Linked DNA regions of Homo sapiens: region 2 is linked to region 1. The links are chromatin loops, found by intact Hi-C in ENCODE. Cell type or tissue: mammary epithelial cell. All regions are shown on one strand. Each heading gives the region's core, and the rest is flanking DNA. Links, peaks and the distances in the headings are about the cores only.

Region 1 (11,448 bases), core at 1,956-9,955:
ATTTTCTCACTCTTAAACATAGAATTTTGCCCGGACTATCTTATCTTCTCCCTTGATTTTAACTGTTACTATCTCATGACTTCTCAAACCTGTATTTCCAGCTCTAACCTTTTTTCTGAAGCTTTTGACCTGTGTTCTTCAATTAGGTAGACACCAGCCATATGTGGCTGCTGAGCACTTAAAATGTGGCTAGACTCCCTCCTCTTCTCCCTCTCCCCTCCCCTTTTCCTTTTCCGTCTCCCTAAAAAAATAAATAAATAAAAATAATTGAGAAGTGCTTTAAGTGAAAAATACACATCGAATTTCAAAGGTACAATACAAAAAAAGACTGAAAAATCTCAGTACTTTTTAATATTTATTATATGTTGAAATAATATTTTGGATATATTGGGTTAAATCAGTGGTTCTGAAGCTGGGATGATTTAGCAACATCCGGAGACATTGCTGTTTGTTACAACTCAGGGAGGAGGGGCGTGGCTACTGGCATCTATCCACTAGGATAGAGGCTAGGGATGCTGGCCTCTCCACAACAAAGAATTCTTTGGCCGAAAATGTTAATAATGCAGTTGAGAAACCCCAGATGAAATAAAAGGGTGAGGGCTTCAACCCTGTTGGGATGCTGAAGGAAAAGAGTCAGTAGAAAAAAGGAGTGGAAAGATAAAGAAAATAAAGGGATGCGCAATGGAGAAAAATACCTATGGAGCCAGAGGAAATGAGATTTAAAGCTCAGATGGAAATTTAGCCTTGGATAGGAGAAGGGATGGCCTTTCCACTGAAACAGGTGAGAAGGAAGAAGACTGCAGTTTAGGTATGTTAGCTTCAGGGGGCAAATTGAGGGCTTGTTCACTGAATGACCTTGACTTCCTTATGAAACATGAGGTAGGGCCATCTATAAACATATGAGCTTTGGAAAATGCTGGGCGGAGAGTGACTAGAAGAGATTTTAAAAATCAGAATAGTCACTACCATAATGGCAGAAGGGCAACAAATCAAAGCCCAGAGCAGAAGAGGAGTGAGGTTGAAGGGACAGGTGTTACGCAGTTGTATTTAGAAGAATAATGGTAGATTCGGGTGAGAAGCGGCTCTCACCTAATTTACACATAACAATTTTCTGATTTCTATGCTTCTGCTTCCACCACTGTCACCACACCACCCCAAACTCAACCTTAAGCCACAGTTAGAGTATGGCAGAAACTGATTAGACATTAAATTGCTTAAATCTTTCAATGATCCTCCATCACCTTCAAGTTAAAAATCCTTAGCATGACAAATAAAGCCCTTCAAAATCCAGATTCTTCAGTATCACTTCATACCAGCCCTAGTTCCCATCCTGTCCCCTGACCCTTCCTGGACCTCGGTGGACTTCTCAAACTTCTTGTAATTCTCCAGGAAAAAAAAAAAAAATATATATATATATATATAATATATATATAAAAGAATATATAATATATATTATATATATAAAAGAATATATGTTATATATAAGAATATATAATATATATGTAAAAGAATATATATATATATTATTCCTATATAACTATCAATTTTCCCCATGAAGCTAACAAACCTAATTGCATTAGTACAATCTCACTTCTTCCCTCTCACATGTTTCAGTGGAAAGGCTATCCTTTCTCCTATCCAAGGCTAATTCTTCCATGTGAGATTTGGATCTCATTTCCTCTGCCTACATAAGAACTTTCTTCAACTGACCATCTTTTTATTTCCATTATCTTTCCTCTCTCTTTTTCTACTGTTTCTTACCCTTCAGAATACCAGCAAGGTTCAAGACTCACCCGATCTTAACTCCATATTCTTGTAGATATATGTCTCTCTTTTTCCATCTCTCTGCCTTTGCACAGTTCCTTCTGTCTCAAAATTCACCCCCTTTCTCCACATTTCCCACCCATGCTTTATCTGCTTAACAAATTCTTACCCATTCCTCCAAGCCGTCTTCCATGAAGCATTTCCTTACCGCTCTCCCCACCCCTTGAAATGGACTTACTCCAGTTTTAGTACTCTCTTCAAGCTTTATACATACATCTAAGTATTATGATTGTTTACATACATACCTGTCTCAAAACTTAAAATCAGAGAAAATGTCTTTCTCTCTTAAGTAGAAAAATAGCACTCAAATATTTATTGAACTGTACTGAATAAGAAGATTGGGATTCTAATCTCAATTTTGCCAGAAGAAACCAGAAATCCTTAATCAAATCACTTTAAATATCTGAAAATTAATTTTACTCACTTGTGGAGAGATCAAGTTTTTCCAAATGCACTCCAAACCAAATTCTGCTTTCCTCAAACTGCAGCCAAATAATGTTTACCAAATTAGTCTGCATATATGGGCCAGCAGAATCTAACTACTGCCTGACAGGAATTTGAGGAGTTTGGTCTAAACATGGAAATACTGGGCTGAATTAGTGAGTTACCTGCAATCAAGGGTAATAAGAAAATTTCTACAAACTATCAAAGTCAGAAGGAAAGACTGGTATGCCCATCATCCATTGCATAGTTCACAACTGTATAAAGTCTGCAAGTGAGAGTAACTAATTATGTGGTCAGCTTCGTGAGCTCTTTGGAAGAAATGGAGAAAAGTTTGAAGATGTAATGCAAGAGTTAGAAGATCTTGGGAAATTCTTGAAAGTATTTAGTGAACTATTTCCTCAGATGTAAAGCTTTGGAAATAATTAAAAGGATCTCAGAGATGAACTAATCAGAACACTTCGTGATTCAGAATATTTTATTTTCTTCTTGGCATATGAAGATATCACTGGAACTTAAAACTGAAAGAAAAGTGCTATAGACTCCATAACTGCTGATTTAGTTGAGGTAGCACAGTTCTCATTAAAATTTTCTATATGGGCTGGGTGTGGCGGCTCATCCCTGTAATCCCAGCGCTTTGGGAGGCAGAAAAGGGTGATCACCTGAGGACAAGAGTTGGAGACCAGCCTGGCCAACATAGTGAAACCCCATCTCTACTAAAAATACAAAAATTAGCCGCACATGGTGGCAGGCACCTGTAATCCCAGCTACTCAAGAGGCTGAGGCAGGCAATTGCTTGAGCCCAGGAGGTGGAGGTTGCAGTGAGCCAAGATCGTGCCACTGCACTCCAGCCTGGGCAACAGAACAAGACTTCACCTCAAAAAATACGTATCTAGATAAAAAATGATTTCAGGCTATGTGATTGGAAAGAGACTATTTTTAAAGATTATATATGTAGCATATACTACATATAGTACTATATAATCTTTATTATATGTACATAGAAACAGATAGATAGTAATTAGACACAGCCCTTTATCCTACTAAACTGTTTTGCAATCAATGCAATCATAGATTCTGAAAAATTGAGGAGCTATTTAGCAGAAGGATAACCTCAAAAGACAATACCTTTGTGATGAGTACTTATCAACTAATAAATTTACAATTTTCTTTGGAAGGCAACTTTCAAGATATATTTGAAATATCAAGAGGCCAGGCGCAGTGGCTCATGCCTGTAATCCCAGCATTTTGGGAGGCCGAGGTGGTTGGATCACCTGAGGCTGGGAGTTCGAGACTTGGCTGGCCAACATGGTGAAACCCCGTCTCTACTAAAAACACAAAGAAATTAGCTGGGCACACGCCTGTAATCCCAGCTACTTGGGAGGCTGAAACAGGAGAATTGCTTGAACCCAGGAGGCGGAGGTTGCAGTGAGCCAAGATCATGCCGAACAGAGCAAGACTCTGTCAGAAGAAGAAGGAGAAGGAGAAGGAGAAGGAGAAGGAGAGGAAGAGGAAGAAGAAGAAGAAGAAGAAGAAGAAGAAGAAGAAGAAGAAGAAGAAGAAGAAGACGACTCAATAACTAATACTATCTCTGTGACTCTGTTTCTAAAAAACAGAGGTAACAAATTATGGACTAACCAGGGGACACAGAATGCCTGGAATTTTGCAGATGAGCAAAACTTCAAATATCATGATATGTTTCTGGTTATCAGGCCAAATTCTGGGCATGTCTGAGGCTCTCTCATTCTGTGAAAGTATATTTTTAAGATAAAAGTGTAGAAAAATGAAAGTGAAAGCTGCCATTCACCATTGGTAATGTAAGCCTAGAACCACAAGCAAGGATTTCCAACTGACTGATAACCATTCTCAGAAATAGTTTAGTCTTTTAATTACCAATATTTTTACACACTTGGTTAAAGTTAGTCAGAGGTTTACCAGTGAGCATTTTCATTAAGTTGTTGTTAACTCTTGAAATGCTTTTGCAATGTCGCTTTTAAAATTCAGAATTTTTAATGCGCTCACCTCTATTAGCAATCTTTTTTACAATTACAAGTTTCTGGCCAGGTGCAGGGACTCACATCTGTAATCTAAGTGCTTTGGGAGGCTAAGTTGGGACAATCACTTGAACCTAGGAGTTCAAGACCGGCCTGGGCAAAATAGTGAGGCTCCATCTCTACTAAAAATCCAAAAAAATTAGCAGGACATTATGGCATGTGCCTGTAGTCCCAGCTACTCAGGAGGCTGAGACAGGAGAATCACTTGAGCCTGGGAGATTTAGGCTGCAGTGAACTATGAACACGTCACTGCACTCCAGCCTGGGTGACAGAGTGGGACCTATCTCAAAAAAAACAAAAGTTTCTGATCATTGAAAAGTTAGACTGGATAACCTCCAAAGTGCCTTAAAGTTCTAACATTTCATATTTTGCTTCAGACCTAATTAGATTTATGAGAACGCTATATTACAATTTCAAGTGTGATTTACATACTGGCTACTTAGTTGCAAATTCAGAACAGGAAGTAAAGACACTTTGATGCATTTGCTTGTTATTATTTACAGATCATGCAAAGTTTTCCAAAATCATTTAAAAGTTTCTCTAAACTACATTAGTATTAGTTTTAATTGCACAAACTAATACTTGATTATGATTTTAAGTTACAGGATTGCAGAGACTGTGCTTTGCTCAGTTGAAAGATTATATAGTACATTGTTCTCAGGAGGCTGAGGCAGGAGGATCACTGGAGCCCAGGTACTCAGGGCTGCAATGTGCTATGAACGTGACTGTGAATAGCCACTACACTCCAGCCAGGGCAACACAGTGAGACCATGTTTCAAAAAAAAAAAAAGAAAGAAAAAAATTATTATACAGTACATTAAAAACACTGATATATTGGGGGACTGTTCAGAGATAAAGATATAGAAGAAGAAGAAGAAAGAGAATAAAATGAAAGTGCCCATGTGCTAAAAGGGAATTTTAAAAATTTATTCGATAACTTGAATCCAAACACCTTTAGCAGTCAGGGCTTCTGATAAGATTGTAATTATTTTTGACTTTTGACAGAACATAAATCACTATTATGCAACAGAAATTTGTAAATATTAGAGATTTTAGTTTAATATCTTAATTTTAAAATTTGCTTAAGTATTTTTAAATTCTGAAAATATCAAGTGATTAAGGTTGACAATCACGAAACTCTGAAACCCAATCTATTTAAATTATACCGATAAGAAAAATCTATTTTCAAACCGTTCACAATTTAGAATTGAGTTAAACTAGGAAAGAGTGCCACCTACTGAATCAAAATTGCTTAAACATCTCAACATTAAGTTCATTTTGCAAAACCTGTAAAGCTCTAGCATTTTTTTCCTCAAAGATGTACGTTTAAGATAATCTTCATACAGCAAATATTGTTTTATTTAATGAAATTTTCTTTTTCAGTAGCAGATAACAGACTAGACTGGCCACAGGTGTTTATCATCCCAACATCACCCTGACAAACGAGAAAGGAATTAAAAACGTACAAAACACAAATGAAAATGGGAGAAGGTCATTAGCAAGCAAGTTATTCCACCTAATATCTGAAAGATAAAAATCAGAGGACTAGTGATTGTTATAGCAAAGTATCAAAGCTACACCAGACCGGGCAGGGTGGCTCACGCCTGTAATCCCAGCACTTTGGGAAGCCAAGGCCGGCGGATCACCTGAGGTGGGAAGTCCAAGACCAGCCTGACCAACATGGTGAAATCCCATCTCTACTAAAAATACAAAATTAGCCGGGCGTAGTGGTGCACACCTATAGTCCCAGCTACTCAGGGGACTGAGCCAGAAGAATCGCTTGAACCCGGGAGGCAGAGGTTGCGGTGAGCCAAGATGGAGCCATTGCACTCCAGCCTGGGCAACAAGAGCGAGACTCCGTCTCAAAAAAAAAAAAGCTACACCATTAACTACTGTCAAAGAAGGCTGCACCAACAAGCAAGCTGCTATGCTTTGCAGAATACAAGACAGGCTATGGACTCAGGCCAAAGGCAAGGGAGGCCAACAGTAAAATGTAGAAATGAAACCAGAGGAGATTAATCATAAGTCTCTCTGGGCACAATCCCGTGAAACCTTTTCACCTCTCTCTCACCACATAAAGAAAATGTGGCATCTAGGCTTTTAAGTCCTAGGCTAAAAACAGGAGCAGGGAGTTCTGTAAAGAAACACATTGAAGTAATTGAGAAGAACCAGAACAGCTGGTGAGACAAGCAGTGATAAATACTTCACATTCTAAGATGTATAGGCCCCACCTGCCCACACATGCCTGGTGGTAGGCAGCACCCTTCCACACAGACATCACACTTAGGGTTTTCTTGGTTTTGGTTTTGGTTTTTTTTTGAGACAAGGTCTTGCTCTGTCGCCCAGGCTGGAGTGCAATGGCGCCATCTCGGCTCACTGCAACCTCCACCTCCCAGGTTCAAGCGACTCTCCTGCCTCAGCCTTCCGGGTAGTTGGGATTACAGGTGTGCACCACCATGCCCAGCTAATTTTTGTATTTCTAGTAGAGATGGGGTTTCGCTATGTTGCCAAGGCTGGTCTTGAACTCCTGGCCTCAAGTGATCCACCCACCTTGGCCTCCTAAAGCATTGGGATTACAGGTGTAAGCTACTGCGCCCAGCCACATTTAGTTTTCATAAACTTTTTTTTATTGTTTGTTTTTGTTTTTGTTTTTTGAGATGGAGTCTCACTCTGTTGGCATGGAGTCTCACTCTGTTGCCAGGCTGGAGTGCAGTGGCGTGATCTTGGCCCATTGCAGCTTCTACTTCCCAGGTTCAAGTGATTCTCCTGCCTCAGCCTCCTGAGTAGCTAGGACTACGGGTGCACACCACCACACCTGGCTAATTTTTGTATTTTTAGTAGAGACAGGGTTTCAAGTCCAGGTTTCAAGCTGGTCTTGAACTCCTGACTTCAGGTGATTCGCCTGCCTTAGCCTCCCAAAGTGCTGGGATTACAGGCATGAGCCACTGTGCCCAGCCGATAAACGGTTTTTAAATGACAATAGAGAATGGAGATAATTCAAAAAACATAAGAGGGAAAATATTTTAAACTCTCTAATATCCTCAGAAATTAAAAATGATACTGCATTCTTACAATAGGAAAATGATGTTATTTTTTAAAAAGGAAGAAAGAATCTTTAGAGATTAAAATACGATTCCTGAAATTAAAATTCAGTAGAAGGGTTAAAAGATAAAAGAAAGACAATATTCCAGCATATAAGACAAAAAGAAAAATAAATGTGAAGGAAAGGATAAGAGAGATAGAAGTCCAACCCTAGAAGTAAAATATCTAATAGAAGCAAGGTACGGTGGCACACACCTATAATCAAGGAGGATTCCTTGAGCCCAGGAGTTTGATGCCAGCCTGGGCAACACAGAGAGAGCCCCATCTCATTTAAAAGAAAAAAAAAAGTCTAATAAAAGTTCTTCCAAGGGAGAACAAAGAAAATGGAAAAAAGAAATTAAAAAAAAAAAGAAATAAAAATGTCCCAAAACTGAAAAGGAATTCTAAAATTCTAAAATCATGTATTCATTCACCCATTGATGGACACTCAAGCTTCCATATTTTGATGATCATAAATAATGCTGCTATGAGCATTCATGTACAGGTATCTGTGTGAGTTCCTGTTTTCATTTCTTATGGGTATATACCTATGAGTGGAATAGCTGGGTCAAATGGTAATTCTATGACTATCTTTTTGAGGAACTGCCAAACTGATCCACAGTGGCTGCATTGCACCATTTTACATTCTCATCAGCATTATATGAGGATTCCAATTTCTCCTATCCTTGTCAACACTTATTATTGTGTGTCTGTTTAATTATAGACATCCTAGTGGGTGTGAAGTAGCATCTCATTGCAGTTATATTCTGTTTTATTCTTTTAATGATTGCCTTAGCAATTACCACATTCATCCTTACCTATTAAAATCTAGTATTGTTACATTTAATATCCTCTTGATCAAGAATCCATAAATTGCTTTAAAATATTTACCAGCTGGGCACAGTGGCTCATGCCTGTAATCCCAGCACTTTGGGAGGCCAAGGCAAGTGGATCACTTGAGCCCAGGAGTTCAAGATCAGCCTGGGCAACATGGTGAAATCCTGTGTCTACAAATAATTTTAAAATTAGCTGTGTGTGGTGGTGCATAACTGTAGTCCCAGCTACTTGGGAGGCTGAGGTGGGAGGAGCATTTGAGCCTGGGATGTGGAGGTTGCAGTGAGCAATGATTGTGCCACTGCACTCCAGAGTAAGACTACTGTCTCAAAAACATAAACAAAAAAAAAATCTACTATATACACTCCCTCCACACACACACATACCATTTGTGATATTTTGGCCATTTACTGAAATTCTATAACATTTAAACCCCACAAGACTTTATTATTGTTTTTCACACCCCCTGTTTTCGCAGTCAATATGATTTTTTTTTTTTATTTGACACAGAGTCTTGCTCTATCGCCCAGGCTGCAGTGCAGTGGTGCGATCTTGGCCCACTGCAACCTCCACCTCCCGGGTTGAAGCGATTCTCCTGCCTCAGCCCTCCTGAGTAGCTGGGATTACAGGCTCACACCACCAAGCCCAACTAATTTTTTTTGTATTTTTTTTTTAGTAGAGACAGGGTTTCACCACATTGGTCAGGCTGGTCTCGAATTCCTGACGTTATGATCCACCTGCCTCAGCCTCCCAAAGTGCTGGGATTACAGACGTGAGCCACCGCGCCCCGCCGCGGTCAATATGATTTAGATTTATCCTCATAATTATCATTTTCTTTGGTCTTCATTGATTTCTGCATCTCTGATTTTTCATGCAAGATAATTTTCCTTTTACATGAGGAATAATCTATAGAATATCCATATACATGTGTATATATATGTATATATATATATATATATATATATATTTTTTTTTTTTTTGAGATGGAGTTTTGCTCTTGTTGCCCAGGCTGGAGTGCAATGGTGTGATCTCGGCTCACTACAACCTCCGCCTCCCAGGTTCAAGCGATTCCCCTGCCTCAGCCTCCCCAGTAGCTGGGATTACAGGCATGCGCTACCACGCCCTGCTAATTTTGTATTTTTAGTAGAGACGGGGTTTCTCCATGTTGGTCAGGCTGGTCTCAAACTCCTGACATCAGGTAATCCACCTGTCTTGGCCTCCCAAAGTGCTGGGATTACAGGCATGAGCCACCACGCCCAGCCTAGAATATCCTTAAGTGCTTATCTGCTATTGATAATATCTCTCTTTTGTTTTTTTTTGGAAATATATGGATTCACCTTCATTAATGGAGTATTTCCGGAGTGATAGTTATTTCCTCACTGCACCTTGTAGATATCATTTCACTGTCTTCTGAAGTCCTTGTGTAGCTTCTAAATTGATGTATTTTTTTTCTGGCTACTTTAAGATTTTTCTTTTTGTCTTGATTATTAAAGTTTCATTTTGATGTGTCCAGTTGAGCATTTATTAATACTTTTATTTATTCTGCTTGGGCTTCGTAGGGCTTCTTGACAGTGGACTATCAACCATTATATCTAAAATATTACCTATAATCCATTCTTTCTCTTTTTCTTCTAAAACTTCAATTGCATATGTTAGATCTTCCCACTGTATTTAGTATACTTTTACCCTTTATACTGTATTGTTTAATTACTCCTTGCTTCATTCTGGATAGCTTCTTCTGAGCTTTATTCCAGTCACCTAATTCTCTCTTCAATTATAACTAATCTACTAGCCCAATTTTTAAAAATTTGGTCTCATATTCTTTTGCTTCCGGAATTTTTTTACCCAAATCTGCTATGTCAGTTTTTTATAGCTCACAGTTTCCTGCTGAAATTTTCTATCTTGATTTTGTCCCTTGAACACAGTAATCATAGTTGTTTTATAGCCCATGTCTATAATTTTCTGGAGTCCCTGTGATTCTTTTTCTGTTGTTTTTCCTGCTGACTCTGACTCAGCTTCTTGTGTCTTTGTGTTCCTCTTTATCTTTCACTGTGTTCAGGAAACTGTGGTTGAAATATTATTTATAGAAATTATCTGAGATTTGTTATGATGTTAACTTCCTCCGCAAAGGATCTTGGTTTGTAGATGTATCTGCCAGGTGCTCAAGGTGGTCAGCAGTGTAGGACCAAGGTGTGTGGTTTTCTGCACTGCCACATGATGTGAAGGAAGGCCATAATCCATATTCTTTTTTTTTTTTTTGAGACAGAGTCTCACTCTGTCGCCCAGGCTGGAGTGCAATGGCACTATCTTGGCTCACTGCAACCTCTACCTCCCAGGTTCAAACCAACCTCCTGCCTCAGCCTCCCGAGTAGCTGGGACTAAAAGGTGCATGCTGCCACACCTGTCTAATTTTTTTGTATTTTTAGTAGAGACAGGGTTTCACCATGTTGGCCATGTTGGTCTCAAACTCCTGACCTCAAGTGATCCACCTGCCTCGGCCTCTCAAAGTGCTCAGATTAAGGCATGAAACACCACACCTGGTTCATAATCCATATTCTTTCTCTTAGAGGACACACATTCCTGGCCCTGCCCAAAGATGGGAGTGGGTCACCATCCTTGGTGGGAACTATAGATCTACCCTCATTCCTTCGGTCCAGCACGGCTTCTAAAACTACAGTTTAGTTTCTCATTTGCCTCCTCAGAGTGTCGTATTCCTAGGACAAACATGCTCCCCAAGTCCCATATCTTGCCTTGTAATTCCTCACTAAATGATTAGCTGTTTTATGATTTTTAAAAGACATATTTATAGGTAGTCTATAATTTTTAGTACCTTCAATGGGAAGGTAGGTACAAATGATCTACCCCACTATAATTTAACTTTGGATGTCCTGCCCTCAAGGTTTAGTCTTAGGCTCTCCTTTATTTCTTTGCCCAGATCGTTCTTCTGTGCACCAGATATATATGCTCAACTGCCTATTCTACATCTCCACTTGAATGTCTAATAGGAATCCCAAACCTAAGATGTATAGAATTGGATTTACATCTATATGTCAATGATTCTACATATATTATTTCATTCAATTTCTACATCTTTAAGGTAAACGTTATTTCCAAAGTTTTAGTTTGTATTTCCCTGATACCTAGTGAGATTGAATGCTTTTCATTTGTTGTCATCCAGATTTATGGAAAGACAATCAGAGAGTATAAGTAATTT
Region 2 (9,466 bases), core at 1,415-9,414, 400 kb before region 1:
GTATTTACTCAATTACATTCATACTGGGTTCCATTTAGCCTTGTCGCTTTTTCAAAATTAGTGAAATATGGAGAAAATATAAGTGCAAACACTAGTAAAAGGGAGTGTTGTTCTCATAAACATAAAACAATTGAGACAAAGAAGGGAATCATTAGGTGTGGAGAAGGTAGTGAATATTTAGCCTCAATAATGACAACTCATACCGAGACGTTGCTACGCATCACTCATCATTGCTATTACTTTATATGATTTAATTCATATTCTTACAACACTATGTGAGAAATAAATGATGAAGGTACTATTATTATCTCTGTCTTTACAGATAAAAAAAAATTCATGATTTATAAAGGTAAATAGCCTGACCCAAATCTTAAAGCTGCCTATTGGACTTCAGGTGGTCAACTTTGCTCAGCTAGGATGGAGATGCTCAGATTTTAAAAACATCTATGCATGCTGGAATTATAGCTTAAGACTATGTCTAGGGGACAGCACACAATCAGGGATTTTATGCTACATTTTAGATCTCTGAAAATAGAAACCTGTGCTTAAAGCACACGGATTTGTCTTTGAACTTTATATATCTGACATTGGTGTGTGTTTTGGGAACGTGTTCTATATGAAGGTAGAACTCTCTTGCATTGTTGTATGTTTTGGATGTACATGTAAACATGTGAATCCTATGAGGACTGGGAACTTGTCTTCTACTTCTCCAGCACCTACAACAGTGCTCAGTAAAGGTTGGTTGTGGTGGTGAGTGATAACAGTAGTCAGTTGGAAACCATGCTGCCATCATGCTGAACACCAAGAAACACTCTATTCAATCTCCCCAAGTGTTTGTAACAATATATTGAAAAACATGTCATCTATCTGAGCATGGTGGCTCACACCTGTAATTCCAGCACTTTGGGAGGCCGAGGAGGGAGGATCGCTTGAGCCCAGGAGCTTGAGACCAGCCTGGGCAATATAGCAAGACCCAGTCCTACAAAAAAAGAAAAAAAAATTAGCTAGCCATGTTGGCACCGCCTGTAGTTCTGGCTACTTGGGAGGCAGAGGCAGGAGGATTGCTTGAGATATGTGTTCACACCACTGGAGTCCAGCCTGAGTGACAGAGTGAGACCCTGTGTCAAAAAAAAAAAAAAAAAAGAAAAAAATGTCATCTTAAATACACACACACAACACACACATCTATGTGTTTACACAAATATTTAAAGGCATGTAATCAAAAACACATTTATAAGTACATGATAATAAAGGAAAAATGATGTCACATCTCAAGTATGTAAACACATTTACAGGCACAATGATGATAAAGGGGAAATGATGATGATCATTACAAAGGCCATACATTTTTTTCTATTGAAGAGGTGAACGGAATTACCCTCCTGGACTCACTAAGTGTAGAAATCGAGGCAGCAGACAGGCAAAGTCAGCAAACTGCTGCATGCCCTAAATTTGGAGTGTCTACCCTGTCTTCCTTCCCCAGAGACTCTGTCCCCATCTGCCATCTCTTTTTAATGGGGCAGTAAGCTTTAGGACATCACTCCTCTCACAGCATTTGCTTGGAATGTGACTGGACAGGCACCTGGTCCCAGCAGAGCCTTCCTTGTCAGTGACCTATGACCTGGGTGGCGTGATTTAAAAGGTTGAGCTGGGTGAGTCAGATTCTTTCTTTTTTTCTCTCCGTCCCTTTCTCCCTATGGAACTTGAATCAAAAGTCTAGAGGGCAGTTTCCAGTGAGCTGTGGGCAACATTGTAAAAAACGTTATTCTAGGGCCCAAGTCAGATCGTGACAGGCTACAGGCACTTTGCAAGCTGAAATCGGGGAAGAGGAACAACTGTGAGTTAAGTGGGAGAAGCTTCAAGAGACAGACAAGAAAAGAACATCCAACCACGCAGAGATGCACAGCCCTGCCTTCTTTTGTCTTGTTTTTCCTGGGCTCCTGGGCATGTATACTTTAAAAAAAAATTTCTTTCTGGCCTAGTGAAGTGGCTCACGCCTATAATCCCAGCACTTTGGGAGGCTGAGGCACTTGGATCACTTGAGGCCAGGAGTTCGAGACCAGCCTGGCCAACATGGCAAAACCCCATCTCTACTAAAAATTCAAAAATTAGATAGGTGTGGTGGCACGTGCCTATGGTCCCAGCTACTCGGGAGGCTGAGGCATGAGAATCGTTTGAACCTGGGAGGCAGAGGTTGCAGTGAGCCAAGGTCGTGCCAGTGCACTCCAGCTTGGGTGACAGAGTGAGACTCTATCTCAAACAAAAACAAAAACAAAAGCAAAAAAATAAAGCAAAGGCCAGGCATGGTAGCTCACGCCTATAATCCCAGCACTTTGTGAGGGTGCAGCGGCTGGATCACTGGAGATCAGGAGTTAGAGACCAGCCTGGCCAACATGATGAAACCCTGTCTCTACTAAAAATACAAAAATTAGCCAGGTGTGGTGACGTGCACCTGTAATCCCAGCTACTTGGGAGGCTGAGGCAGGAGAATCGCTTGAACCTGGGAGGCGGAGGTTGTAGTGAACCGACATCACAACACTGCACTCCAGTTTGGGCAACCGAGTGAGACTCCGCCTCAAAAAAAAAAACAACATTATTTTCTTTAAAGTAACCCATGTGCTCTTCTGATCCTTGTTAGTAAAAGAGACTAAATTGGAGCAACACATAACGGCAGAAAAAAGTCTCTCTTGGCCAGATGTGGTCACTCACCTGTAATTCCAGCAATTTGGGAGGCTGAGGCAGGAGGACAGCTTGAGGCCGGGAGTTTAAGGCAGCAGTGAGCTGTCATCATGCCATCATACTCCAGTCTGGGCAACAAAGCAAGATGTCATCTCAAAATAAATGAATGAATGAATGAATAAATAAATAAATGAATAAATAAATAAGTCTCTGCCAGTGGAGGATATAAACACACACACACCAAAAAAAAAAACACAGGAGAACCATATAAGTACAGCAGTCCAAGACCATGAAAGATAGTGGCAAACAGTCATTTCATCTGACAGTCCCCCAGGACCTTGGTTCGTGCAATCCTGTGCAATAATCAATATTTATGGTAATGACCTTGAGTCTTAAAGCAAAAGCTGCCTGACATTCAATGTATTTTCAGAAGTCCATGAAATGTGTAGTTTCATTCAGAAAAAACTTTTCTTAAAGTTAAAAAAAAAAGTCTTGGTATCTAAAAATGACAAGATTTGGCTGGGTGTAGTGGTTTATGCCTTTAATCCCAGCACTTTGGGAGGCTGAGGCTGGAGGACTGCTTTAGCCCGGAGTTCGAGACCAGCCTGGGTAACATGGTGAGACTCTGTCTCTACAAAAAATAAAAAAATTAGCCGAGCTATAGGTAGTGTGTACCTATGGTCCCAGCTACTTGGGAGGCTGAGACGGGAGGATCCCTTGAGCCTGGCACAGTGATACCTGTTTGTGCCTCTGCACTCCAGCCTGGGAGACACAGTGTGGTGCTGTCAAACAAACAAACAAAAAAACAAAAACAAAAAAAAAAAAAGAAAGAAAAGAAAGAAAAAAGGAAAAAAGGCAAGGTTCATGCAGAGATTTGTTATTTTTTACTTTTTGAAATGCACATATTTATTGATCCATGCCTTGCCTTGTTGTAGCAAAGAGCTCAGATGACTTATAAGAATACACAGGATCCAACAGGAAAGTAAACATTGACAGTGAGTGGGGAAAATAAAGAACATCAAGGTATGGACAAGAGATTTAGTTATCTGCAAAGCTCATTTCCATGGACTTCCTCATTCCTTGCTAGATCATGGACCACCATAACTAGTATTAATCATTGTTTCAACTCCAAATTTTTTAGATTTGGAGAAAGATCAAGGTTTATCTTCTGAATGTAAAAATCAAATTGAAACTGGAAGAAAAGAAAATATTGATTTAAATCAGAGAAAATATAATAATAAATCTACACAAACATGCTTTTAATAAGCTGCTAATTTAAGCATATATTTAAATCATTTCTATTCCTTTACTTCAGTAAAATAATTCTTAAGGCAAAATAATTTTATTTTATTTTATTTTTTTTTGAGACAGAGTCTCCCTCCGTCACCCAGGCTGGAGTGCAATGGCACTGTCTCGGTTCACTGCAACCTCTGCCTCCTGGGTTCAAGTGAGTCTTCTGCCCCAGCCTCCTGAGTAGCTGGGATTACAGGCACCTGCCACCACGCCCGGTTACTTTTTTGTATTTTTGGTAGAGATGGGGTTTCACCATGCTGGCCAGGCTGGTCTCGAATTCCTGACCTCAGGTGATCCACCTGCCTCGACCTCCCAAAGTGCTGAGATTACAGGTGTGAGCCACCGTGCCTGGCCTTAATTTATCTTAATCAGAAGTAGCATCATGTTACATTATACAACTGGTGAAATTCTCTTCAACATCCTTTTTATAAACCAATATCAACATACTGGGGGAAAAAGTGTTTAGAGTTAAACTTACTGTGTAAATGTAATTTTTATATTCCATTAAAAAGCAACAATTTTTCTGGGAGCTCTGGTTTGGAAAGGCTCACGGGGTTTTAATAAGTGTGTTCCTATTCATTTTGGGCCTGCATTAGGGACAATTTCTTCTGATGGACATTTCTATTACGCAATCACTGCTTAAAGGGTAATAGTGTAGGCTTCAGAGCCAGACAAATGTATGTATTTGATGCAGGATAGCTGAGTAATAGCTTGGTCAAATTACTTTAAGTCTTCTCAACTTAGTTTCTTAACTGCAAATGGAGCTAACAGGGTCGTATGGAAGATTACATAAGATATTGCACATTAAGCACTTAGCTCAGTAGCTAATAGCTAGTGAACCTAATACATGATGTATGTTATGATAAAAATAGTGATTGTAGAGGACATTTCACACTGATATGATACAAGTCTCTCTTTCATTAGTGTCTTGTTAAAGGTTTCTAATTTTCCCATTGACAAATTTTCTTTTTTTTTTGGAGATGGAGTCTCGCTCTGCCACCCAGGCTGGAGTGCGGTGGCAGGATCTTGGCTCACTGCAACCTCCGCCTCCCGGGTTCAAACAATTCTCCTGTCTCAGCCTCTACTACAGTTGGGACTACAGGTGCAGGACACCATGCCTGGCTAACTTTTGTATTTTTAGTAGAGACGGGGTTTCACCATATTGGTCAGGCTGGTCTCAAACTCCTGACCTCGGGTGATCCACCTGCCTTGGCCTCCCAAAGTCCTGGGATTACAGGTGTGAGCCACTGTGCCCAGCCAAATTTTCTTTTCTTTTCTTTTTTTTTTTTTTTGAGACGGAATCTCACTCTTTTTGCCCAGGCTGGCCCGCACTGGCCTGATCTCGGCTCACTGCAATCTCCGCCTCCGGGGTTCAAGAGATTCTCCTGCCTCAGCCTATCGAGTAGCTGGGATTACAGGTGCCTGCCACCACAGCCAGCTAATTTTTTTTTGTATTTTTAGTAGAGACAGGGTTTCACCATGTTTGGCCAGGCTGCTCTCCAACTCCTGACTTCAGGTGATCTACCTGCCTCAGCCTCCCAAAGTGGTGGGATTACAGGCGTGAGCCACCGCACCAGCCCCACATTAATTAACTTTAGTGTTGTGAGTGCATTCTGAATGATTTTTTATGGTATTGACAGGGAAACTAGTTTTATTGCTCGATATTATTTTCTTGCTGCTTTCCAAAATGCATAAACAATGATTTAGTTCACTGATAGATTTATACAGAAAATTTTACTTTGTATTCATTTTGATTTTTTTATTTGTTCCTTTTCATTCAGCCCCAGAAAAAATGCAATTAATCATGCCAAGGTATTTACAAAGCCTTATCTGACTAGCTCCATCATGTGTCTAGAATGAGTTTTACAATTTTAAAAGTTGCTTCCACTTCACTGCTACTATGGTCTTGAATAAGAATAAATATCTGGCTGGGCTCAGTGGCTGAAGTCTATAATCCCAGCACTTTAGGGGGCTGAGGTAGGCAGATCATTTGAGATCAGGACTTTGAGAGACCAGCCTGGTCAACATGGCGAAAACTCATCTCTACTAAAAATACAAAAATTAACCAGGTGTGGTGGTGGGCGCCTGTATTCCTAGCTACTCTGGAGGCTGAGGCAGGAGAATCACTTGAACTCAGGAGGCAAGAGGTTGCAGTGAGCCGAGATAGAGCCACTGCACTCCAGTGTAGGTGACAGAGCATCTCAAAAAAAGAAAGAAGGCCGGGCACGGTGGCTCACACCTGTAATCCCAGCACTTTGGGAGGCCGAGGTGGGTGGATCACGAGGTCAGCAGTTCAAGACAAGCCTGGCCAAGATGGTGAAACCCCATCTCTACTAAAAATACAAAAATTAGCTGGGTGTGGTGGCGGGTGCCTGTCATTCCAGCTACTTGGGAGGCTGAAGCAGAGAATAGCTTGAACCCGGAAGGCAGAGGTTGCAGTGAGCCGAGATTGCGCCACCGCACTCCAGCGTGGGTGACAGAGCAAGACTCCGTCTCAAAAAAAAAAAAAAAAGAAAGAATAAATATTTGGCAATATATTACTGAATCCTCTGAAAAACAGATGGAAATCAGAATTGGGAAAATGTTCCTTTTTTTTTTTGAGACAGAGTCTCGCTCTGTCTCCTAGGCTGGAGTGCAGTGGTGTGATCTTGGCTCATTGCAAGCTCCGCCTCCTGGGTTCACGCCATTCTCCTGCCTCAGCCTCCCGAGTAGCTGGGACTACAGTCACCAGCCACCATGCCTGGCTAATTTTTTGTATTTTTTTTTTTTTTTTAGTAGAGACGGGGTTTCACCATGTTACCCAGGATGGTCTTGATCTCCTGACCTCGTGATGCACCCGCCTCGGCCTCCCAAAGTGCTGGGATTACAGGCGTGAGCCACCACGCCCGGCAAAAACTGCTTTTATATATATATATGACTTTATAATAATCTCATGCTCATATATATTATAAAATGATATATAATCATATATAAATCATATGTACATATAAAATCTCATATATATTATAAAAAATGAACACAAGCATACATCTTCATCAAAGTCCTGCCTACTACAGTTAGATGTACCTCTTGAAACTTGGAAGAGATTATAGATTATTAGGGCAATAAAAGTAAACGCTAAAACATTTTTTTAAAAAATCAGAAATGATGATATAATGGACTAATAGTCTCAAGGTAGTTTTTGATAAATCCAAGACTGATCAATTGTCAGTCGACTGTCAATGGCTTATTAAGAGATTTTCAGTGTTTCATTGTATACCTGGGCTAATCTTGGGAAACAAACTATGCCTTTGTCTGTACATCTCAAAGCCCATGTCAATCTGACTACTAATGAGGGTTGACCATGGATGGGATGGTGTCTTAGGTAGTGTTTCTTGTGTTACTGGTAAGCTGACACTTCCGTCTTGGTAACCTCTGTTCATACACTCCTAAAATTCCTGATAGGTTTTGTTGTTGTTGTTGTTGTTGTTGTTGTTTTGAGACAGGGCTTCACTCTGTTGCCCAGGCTGGAGTGCAGTGGCACGATCAAAGCTCACTACAGCCTCGAATTCCCGGCCTCACATGATCTTCCTGCCTCAGCCTCCCAAGTAGCTGGGACTACAGGCATGCACTATAATGCCCAGCTAATTTTTATTATTATAATTTGTTGATAGAGACAGAGTCTTGCTATGATGCCCAGGCTGGTCTTGAATGCCTGGCTTCAGGCAATCCTACCATCTTGGCCTCCTAAAGCGCTAGCACTGTAGGCATGAGCCACTGAGCTTGGCTGACCTAATAATATTCTGAAGCTGATATTTCCCTATGAGATATGGAGTCAGACTTATCTGAGACTTTATCATGTCTGTGTGTACCTAGGCAATGCCTAGTACAGATGGCATGCTGTTTTCTTTCCAATTCATACTACATAACTATGTCAGATGAATTTCCTGCCCTAAACTATAGCTCCAAATATGGCAGTTCCTTGCACAAAACTACTGTCGCATTTCATTATGCTTGCTTCTTTCCTGTATTTATTCTTTCTAAAAATTTATCGTTTGTTTTCCCCATCCTAAAATTGTAAGCTCAGTGAGGGCAGGGACCAGTTGTAGCTCCAGTGTTTAGCTGTGCTGTCTTATAACACACATTCGATTATATTGTTGCCAAACTATGTAAATGATTACTACAAGAATTTGGACAATATGATTTTCTTTCAACTTTTAAAAGTGAGATATAATGAACGTACCATAAGACTCACCCATTTAAAAAGCATAACACAGTGGTTTTTAGTATATTCATAAACTTGTACAATCATCACCACTAATTCCAGAATATTTTCATCACTTCAATAGGAAAATGCATACCTGTTAGCAATTACTTCCATCTCCCCTCTCCCCCAGCCCCTAGCAAACCACTAACCTACTTTTTATCTCTATAGATTTCCCTATCCTCAACTTTCATTTAAATGGAATTATATAATATGTGGTCTTTTGCTCCTGGCTTAACACGATATTTTCGAGATTCATCCATGTTGTAACATTTTGTTTACCCTTTTAGACAAGATAAAGTTTAATACCCTTTCTAACTCTATGCTCAGATAGTCAAGTGAAGAGCTACAACCAAATTTCTTTTTCCTTTCTTCCTTTCTTCTCTCTCTCTCTCTTTCTTTCTTTCCTTCTTTTTTTTTTTGACAGAATCTTGCTCTGTCGCCCAGGCTGGAGTAGAGTGGAACGATCCCGGCTCCCTGCGACCTCCGCCTCCCCTGTTTAAACGATTCTCGTGCCTCAGCCTCCCGAGTAGCTGAGATTACAGGCATGTATAACCATGCCGGGCTAATTTTTGTATTTTTAGTAGAGAAGGGGTTTCACCGTGTTGGTGGCCAGGCTGGTCTCAAACTCCTGACCTCACGTGATCCACCAACCTCAGCCTCCCAAAGTGCTGGGATTGTAGGCGTGAGCCACAGCGCCCTGCCTCAACCAAATTTCAGAAAGTATCATAATATCATTATGCTTCATAGTTTCTCTATGCCCTGAAGTTTACCAATTTTATCTTCTACAGATTCCAGGAAGGCAGCCTGTTAAGACTCACCAAATTTACTTCCTCAGCCTCCAGAACAATAAAATCAAACTCCCTACCTTGATTTTAAGATTCTGCTTCCCCCCACCCCGCCCCACCCCAATCTTCTCCTTGGATATTCGACAGTCTGGAATAATGCATTTTTACAGTTCTGATTGTTTTCAGCAGATGTGTTGGCTGAGGTTGGATGGGGTTTCTTCCCACCTATCTCTCCTCTCTCCTTCCCTCTGCCCACTGCACGTGCAACAACTTTTCTGCCATCAAAACGTGCAAAAAAGAAACAAGAAAGAAAGGAAAGAGAAAGAAAAGAAAAACAGAAAAAAGAAAAGAAAAAGCAGCCGGAAGTCTTCCTTTGTTTTCCAAGGAAATTCAGGTAAAAGGAGGGGTGGGGAAATGATATTTTTGACTTTGCTCACAATCCAGACGTAGGAAAGAAAAAGGA

The links. Hi-C counts contacts between places; a loop is a spot of excess contacts. Peaks named below come from ENCODE experiments on the same cell type or tissue, not always from the same donor. Only the 100,000 strongest peaks of a DNase experiment are listed, where the experiment ranks them.
Region 2: it touches region 1 in a loop (3-fold over the local background); 12 of 110 quality-filtered maps call a loop at or near these places.

The regions. Positions count from the first base shown.
Region 1 is chr15:58,974,645-58,986,092 of GRCh38, reverse strand. No RefSeq gene overlaps it. Among named protein-coding and RNA genes, the nearest start is that of RNF111, 7.3 kb to the left of the region's middle. RefSeq lists enhancers at 6,166-6,215, 6,606-6,705. In mammary epithelial cell, for the core only: a CTCF peak has its summit at 5,559 (motif pointing left); no DNase peak of the experiment used is centred there.
Region 2 is chr15:59,373,273-59,382,738 of GRCh38, reverse strand. No RefSeq gene overlaps it. Among named protein-coding and RNA genes, the nearest start is that of MYO1E, 5.1 kb to the right of the region's middle. RefSeq lists an enhancer at 2,174-2,675. In mammary epithelial cell, for the core only: a CTCF peak has its summit at 5,806; no DNase peak of the experiment used is centred there; H3K4me3 peaks cover 451 bases; H3K27ac peaks cover 489 bases.